Regions from separate parts of the Homo sapiens genome. Here regions 1 and 3 are each linked to region 2. A link is an interaction called in ENCODE POLR2A ChIA-PET data of the cell type or tissue named here. Cell type or tissue: IMR-90. All regions are shown on one strand. Region 1 overlaps SEPTIN11 (septin 11). Region 2 overlaps SHROOM3 (shroom family member 3). Region 3 overlaps SHROOM3 (shroom family member 3).

Region 1 (2,500 bases), 210 kb before region 2:
GTTAGATTTAAATTTGGTCTATTAGAAAATCACTGGAAAATCTCCAAACTTTATACATTAAAAAAAAAAAAAGTCAGCTATACTCATCTTGTGGCTTCTTTGCTGAAAATAGTTGCTATATTTGCCTAATCAGGTCATAGTCATTTTACAAGCCTTAACAGTTTCCTGTCTCTATCCTGCATAAAAAGCACAGGATAACTAATTTGACCAAATATCTTCCTAAATCTTCTTCTTAGCCCTACTGTGGATTCAACTGTCTCTTGTCAAGTGGAGATAAAACTCATTTCATGAGAGAATTCTTTGCAAAACTAGCATAAATCTTGAGTTGTGGTAACATTAAAATGTAGGGCGCCATCCAACTACTTACTCTCTCCACTCACCATGGAATAAAGCAAACTGGACTAAACTGCAACACAGATGATGAGATGAAACACAGACTTTCCTTCTCTCCCAGGAACATAGTTAACAAAGCCTAAGGGAACACAAAGGGCAGACTCTGCTGGAGACAAAACCATGTAAAAGAAATGGCAGCCTCTTATAGCTGAAAGCTTGCAGTTGTCCATCAGAAAGTTGGTGAAAATTTCAATATAGCTCTTTTTCTAAAGCACATTATCTTTTTACATCAATAGACAGCTGAGCCAAGCCCTGAGAGCATTTCCGATGATACAAGATCCTTTTACCATCACAAAACCATTCCCTTTAAATCCTAAGATACCGTGTATAGGGTTCCAAATTTAGAATATACATATTCTGCACTCTGTCATGAGAGAAAATCACTATTGGCTCCTAAATTAAACTATAAAAGCATAGCAACAATTCTTGCTTTATGTTGTGAGGAAAACTGCACTTTTAAATATCATTGGTGCAAGCATTATTTCCTTCAATGTGTCTGTTCATATGACTAAAATGTACTTGATACACAAGTTTCTTTTAGAAATAGAAATATTAAAATAAGTATTTCCTATAATAAATTATATATAATATGTATTATATAGGCAATAATACATAATATTATACCACCAGTAATAGGCATAAATTCTAAGCCCAAAAGACAAAATTTGATAAATGACTCCTTTTTTTTTTTTTTTTGAAATGGAGTCTGGCTCTGTTGCCCAGGCTGGAGTGCAGTGGCACAATCTCAGCTCACTGCAGCCTCTGCCTCCGAGGTTCAAGTGATTCTCCATCCTCAGCCTCCCAAGTAGCCTGGACTACAGGTGCACGCCACCACGCCTGGCTAATTTTTGTATTTTTAGTAGAGATGGGGTTTCACCATGTTGGCCAGGCTGGTCTCGAACTCCTGACCTCAGGTGATCCGCCTGCCTTGGCCTCCCAAAGTGCTGGCATTACAGGTGTGAGCCACCATGTGTGGCCTGATAAATGACTCTTTTATACTATTAATGATGAAAACATTTCTCTCTAACAAGAGTATCTACAATGCCAAGCAAGCAGACTTAGGCATATCTCTGCTCTCAAAGAGGTCATAAGAATCTGTCATTTTAAAAGCTAGGTAAGAATGACTTAGCAATGCCAAGTTTTAACTCAGTGAATCAGTCGTTCTGGCAAGTGTGGTAAATGACAGGAAGCACTGGGCCACTTGATATGAGCTCAAATCAAGCTACTTCTCTCAGGAGCTAAGCTTTCTGAGGAGACTAGACTAAAATGATCCTCAGCTTTCTTTTGACCTTTTAAAGGTCCCATGACTCTACAGCACTGCTGGTATTCAATAAAGCTCAATGATAAATATTGCACAGAAATAATGTTTAAGTGTTTTAAATTATGCATAAACCCAAAGTTCAAGATAAGCACAGGTAAGCGAGGCCTGGCACAGTAACTTCCACGTGAGTTCCAACTTGGCTTTTTGATGATGATGATGGTGATGAAATAGCTCAAGCATACAGAGTATCACGTATCTGAATACTCATGACCTATCTTTGTTAAACCATAACTTTTACCATCCATATACTTCATCCTTTCTTTTTAAATCACAGATACGTTTGAAGATCCTCGAGTATCTCTCCTTGATCCCTTTCACTGCCCCTCCTTCCCCAGGTCACAGCTTGGCTCTTAAAACAAAAATGAGATCAGACAGTGCCTGTTATTTGCTTCAAAATAATTTGGGGAGAGGTGAGGGAAGAGGTTAGAGAAGGGAGCGAGGAGGCTAAAGAGAATGGTAAATAGACAATACAAGATTGGCTATGAATTTAAATGGGAGGGGGAGATGCAAAAAAAAAAAAAAAAAAATGATTGGCCAAGAATTGATGACTGGGCTAGGTGATGGGACGGAAGGGTTCATTATACTATTTTCTCTACTCTTGTGTATGTTTGGAATTTTTGTTAATTAAAAAAAGTTTTTCTTAATGTGGCACATATACACCATGGAATACTATGCAGCCATAAAAAAGGATGAGTTCATGTCCTTTGTAGGGACATGGATGAAGCTGGAAACCATCATTCTCAGCAAACTATCACAAGGACAAAAAACCAAACACCACATGTTCTC
Region 2 (2,500 bases):
CAGTGGTGGCCTGGGGCAGGGTGTCCTACTGGCTTGCCTCTGATGGTCCAGGGTTCCAGGACATTCACTAGGAACGGAGGAATCACCAATGGCTTTGCAGCCTGAACCACCCCAACGAGGGGTGAGATGGTGGAAGAGCGGCAGCATCTCTTCTTGGCCTCTTTCTGAACAACTGAGTGACCTGGAACGGCACACAGACAGGAGGGTTACAGCTCTGAAGAAAGGGGCAAACATGCAGCCCAATGCTCCTTACATAGATGAGAAAAGCATTTAAGAGGAAGGAGGACCTCTTTTCCTTCCCCCAGAAACTGCACACTGTCTTCCCTGGCTGCTCACAGGAAGACCCAAGTTAAACCAGTACTAGGCAGGCATAAATTCCTACAGGAAAATGTCACATGGAATGACTGGGTTCACAAGGCATTTTCTTTTATTAACCCTCTCACCGCCCCCACATCCTGTACACACCATGCAACATAAGGCAGCTTTTGAGGACAGGCTTCAGGCTATAAAAACAAACAGTACATTTCTTCAGCCCCTTTTAGGACTACTTCAGGAAATAGCTCCCAGCTCTGGGGAAAAATAATGCTGCCTTCTTCTCTCCCAGTGCGATCCCCACGGGGGAGGTCTGTTTTGAAAGCATTTGCATGGGCTGCTGAATTTGAAGGTTTTATTTACAACTTTTGCTTACTCTCCTAGTGTTTTCATTTCATCTGATGAAAAATAAAAAGGAGGGGGAGAGTCTCACCTAAGGAGCTAATAAGCAGTTACCTCTGGAGAAAGAGGCTGGCAATAATAAGCAAATATAGTACATGGTGATTTAAACAACTGTACGCTAGACTCCGAGGAAAAACCCAACAATTCGCAAAACTTTTGTTATTGTGTTCTAAAGGAGAAAAATCCACAAAACAAAACAGAAAAAAGAGTCTGTGGCACTACCTGCTATGCAAGAGTTAATGTGAGGATAAAAAGCTCTCCAGCAAACCCACCGTGATTTGTACATTCCCTGTCTGCAGTTCCCTGACTGGCTATGTGAGTGGATCTGGAGTGCAGATGGCACATTTCATCTCACAGATCTGACTCCTCTGAGGGAGTGGTGACTCAGTCCCACATCAGAGCAATAACACAGGGCTTGCCACAAGATCATCCAAGTGCCAGGCAAACAGAATGCAGCATGTGGTGGAAGAAGATGGCAAAGAACCAAATTAGCTCTTCTCATGCCTTTATTTTTCCTTTATTATACATAGATGCAGATGATGGAATAAAGGGCCCACCTCTCTCTCTGATGCAACCCCTCCCTTCCCATGACCAGTCCCTTTCATTCAGACATGGTTTCTTTACCAGGAACCTCTCCATAGAGAAGTGTAGCCACTCTGCACTTCCTGGTGGCTTCCCGCTGGGGATGCTCTTCACTTCTGTCTCATCCATCCTGGCATCCCCAGTACCTGCCACCAAGTACCCCCTCAGCAAATGTCTGTTGAACAGTGACGTCTCCTTTGCCCAGCTGCTCTCCAGACTGTAGCATACAAACTGTTTTTAAACCCAGCATCCTTTAACAGGATGTGGAGTCAGTTGAAATCTGATGTTTTAACGACTAATTCAGATGCCTTTATTTTATTTATTATATCTTGAGGCTTTTCTAAAGGGGAAGACATCACTAAAACATACAATAATATAGCACTTATCCTTTAAAGATCCAGCCCAATAGACTTTTATATGATGTTTTTAGTTTGTGTGACCTTAGTTTACACAAACTATACTAAAGTGGCATTTTCTTTTTGAAGATAATATCAGTGGTAAATGCTTAGCTTGGTTGAGAATGCTTCTCCGTGGTGATTATTTTGTGTTTTTAGGAATGAAGTTTGGGATAAAAAAAGACTTTGTTCAAGTCCCTTTTATAATAGAGTGTGAGAGGGTCACCCAGAGTCTGCTGATATGTATCCAGGAATCCTACTATTCAAGAATGGATTTTGAGAGCAATTAGTCTCACCTTTGTTTTGTTTTGCTTTAAAAAAAAAAAGAAAAAGCATTTTTAAAAAATTGTGGTTAGAAAAAACAACATAAAATTTCATCTTAACCATTTTTAAGTTCAGTAGTGTTAATATGTTCACACTGTTGTGAAACAGATCTCCAGAACTTTCACAACTTGCAAACCTAAAACTATGTACCCACTAAATAATAACTCCCCATTTCCCCCTCCTACTAACCCCTGGAAATCACTATTTTGTGTTTTGTGTGAATTTGACTACTTTAAGTACTTCATACAAGTGAAATTATACAGTATGTCTTTTTGTGACTGGCTTATATTTCACTTCACGTAATGTCATGTTGAAGCATGTGGCAGAATTTCCTTTTTAAGGCTGAGTAATATTCCATTGTATGGCTATACCACATTTTGTTTATCCAATCATCTGTCATGAGTAGACATTTGGGTTGTTTCCACCTCTTGGCTATTGTGAATAGTAAATACAGCTGCTATGAACATGGGTGTGAACATGGGTCT
Region 3 (2,500 bases), 190 kb after region 2:
TCTTGCAATGTTGCCCAGGCTGGTCTGGAGGCAGACCTGGACTCAAGGGATCCTCCTGCCTCGGCCTTCCAAAGTGCTGGGATTATAGGGATTACTGCACCCAGCCTTTTTCTTGAGGCGCTTTTAAAGTTTCCAATACAGGGCTACACCCCCACATCTATTAAATTAGACTCTCTGAGGCTGGACTTGGAGGTTCACGCCTGTAATCCCAATACTCTGGGAGGTCCAAGGTGGGAATCATTTGAGACCAGTCTGGGCAACAAAGCGAGACTCTGTCTACAAAAAATAAAAAAATTATCTGGGTGTGGTGGTGTGCACCTGTAGTCCCAGCTACTCCGGAGGCTGAAGTAGGAGGATCACTTGATCCCAGAAGGTCAAGGCTGTGTTCATGCCACTGCACTCCAGCCTGGGCAACAGAGTAAGATCTTGTCTCAAAAAACAAGTAAAATAAAATAAATTAGAATTTCTGGAGGTAGGAGCCAGGAATTAGTTTGTTGTTGTTATTGCTGTTTTAAAACTCCCTTGGTAATTCCAATGTGTAGCCCAATTTAAGAAGGAGTAGCTTTAAGCCATTTTGATTCAAGTATTCAGAGTTCCAAATATTTGGTTCATCTTCTAAATGGGACTCATCCAAACTTACCTGTCCTAGCTGATGCATCCAAATTTAAAACTGGGGGGAAAGATTCCACCATAACTTTTATTTGATCTCAGAACTCAGACCTCATATCCTAAAGGCTCAGACAGATATTTGAGTGCCATTCTTTTTTTTTTTTTTTTTTTTTTGAAATGGAGTCTCGCCCTGTCACCCAGGCTGGAGTGCAATGGTGCAATCTCAGCTCACTGCAACCTCCGCCTCCTGGGTTCAAGCGATTCTCCTGCCTCAGCCTCCCTAATAGCTGGGATTACAGGCACCCACCACCACACCCGGCTAATTTTTTGTATCTTTAGTAGAGATGGGGTTTCACTATGTTGGCCAGGCTGGTCTCGAACTCCTGACCTCATAATCTGCCAGCCTCAGCCTCCCAAAGTGCTGGGATTACAGGCATGAGCCACCGCACCCAGCCTTGAGTGCCATTCTTTAATGGTGCATTCATTAATTCTTTAATGGTATAGAAGGTTGGCTCCTGTCTGGAATACATTTGTCTGAAGTAAAGCTGTGCTAGCCCAAGAATGAAATGTGGTCTTTTATCATCAAACCTCCTTCACTAGGAACAATAGAACATTCCTTTGTATGAAGCTAGTGTTTAGTGCATAGCCAGTAAGCATATGTAACCCATTGAATAAAAATAGCAGTTATCATTATGTGCTACGGGGGAAAAAGATGTCCCCTTCCTCATTACAGTAAGGGAGTCTTATTGCATACCTCTCAGGAAACCTAATAATGTGTTACATGAATTTTCCATGGGAAGGAACAACTGGTTAGGAAATAAAATACTATACTTCTATACAGTGACATTCAAGCCTAGAAGTCCAAAGAAGCCGAAAACTGCTCTGAGAATGGTCCCAGCAGGATTGAAATACCTCCTCAAAGCATACTGAGCAAATTTCCATGATGCCAGGCCTCTTGGAAAAGTTTCTGGGGGTCAGAGGCCACTGCAGCTGCCTCCTTCCTCTCCTCTCAACCACTTGCTCAAGTGGAAAAAATGTTTAGAAGGGTAAGTTACCACAGTTCTCAGTTATACTGATCTCCCCTCTAGGGAAGTCTCATCCTGGGTGCAAACGGAAGTGCAGTTTGGGATTTGTACTCATGTCCCAGGCATCTGCCAGCCCTTTGCCCAAATTAAGAACTTCAAAGAGCAGATGACCAGGATGAGTGAAGTAATGAAGGGAGAGCAGAGCGGGGCATGGGAGGGTGGTCACAGCTCTTCAGGAGACATGTGGAGGTGAGAGGTAACATTTCAGACACGAGACGCTCCTAACACAGAACCATAGAGTGGTACTGCCTGCCATGCTGGCTGCCACTTCAGCTCCTGTGCTTTCCTCCTGTGGCACGTGGTGGGGACACACTGCCTTCCTGCCCCTTCATACAGGAGTTAACCACAGAGCACAGCATCGGGCCTTTTTTTGTGTCTTGAAAGTCAGTTCTTGGAACTTACCATGGCACAGAAATATTTCTCATTTGTCTTCTGTGTCCAGGAGAGGTAGAGGAAGCCACACTTTTATGCACAGAGGTGAGTTCCTTGAGCTTCAAGACCAGTTTTGCAATTGCCTATAAAAAGGTCACTGCACCTTTTCTGTTTGTCCTCACCTCCCACTGCCTGCCCACTTGATAGTTATCTTTTGATGTCATAACTTTCCCAGAGGCAGCATATTGTGCTGTCTAAAGAACATTATGTTTTCAAATTGCTCAGCCTGGGTCACATGTGCCTATATAACCTGACCAGTCCTTGGAACAAAAAAACACCAGATGGTGCAAATACACTTGCGTAGAGAGCCCCTTCCTGCAATCCGAGCTTCCTCTCCTGGAGCTCAACCTTCCACCAATGAGCTTCAACATGGT

Evidence for each region. Peaks named below come from ENCODE experiments on the same cell type or tissue, not always from the same donor. Only the 100,000 strongest peaks of a DNase experiment are listed, where the experiment ranks them.
Region 1: POLR2A ChIA-PET joins it to region 2 with 5 read pairs; 4 of 35 experiments call an interaction of 5 or more read pairs at or near these places.
Region 3: POLR2A ChIA-PET joins it to region 2 with 12 read pairs; 1 of 35 experiments calls an interaction of 5 or more read pairs at or near these places.

What each region holds. Positions count from the first base shown.
Region 1 is chr4:76,964,040-76,966,539 of GRCh38, reverse strand. All of the region lies in intron 1 of SEPTIN11 (septin 11), which reads right to left. Among named protein-coding and RNA genes, the nearest start is that of SEPTIN11, 16 kb to the right of the region's middle. In IMR-90, no CTCF peak of the experiment used is centred here; no DNase peak of the experiment used is centred here.
Region 2 is chr4:76,751,992-76,754,491 of GRCh38, reverse strand. It overlaps SHROOM3 (shroom family member 3), which reads right to left. Exons shown (of 11, transcript NM_020859.4): 7 at 1-181. The region is part of intron 1 of SHROOM3-AS1 (SHROOM3 antisense RNA 1); the gene reads left to right. Among named protein-coding and RNA genes, the nearest start is that of SHROOM3-AS1, 49 kb to the left of the region's middle. RefSeq lists a silencer at 282-576. In IMR-90, no CTCF peak of the experiment used is centred here; DNase peaks (open chromatin) are centred at 441 and 1,101; H3K27ac peaks cover 2,311 bases.
Region 3 is chr4:76,563,444-76,565,943 of GRCh38, reverse strand. All of the region lies in intron 2 of SHROOM3 (shroom family member 3), which reads right to left. Among named protein-coding and RNA genes, the nearest start is that of MIR4450, 8.9 kb to the left of the region's middle. In IMR-90, no CTCF peak of the experiment used is centred here; no DNase peak of the experiment used is centred here; H3K27ac peaks cover 359 bases.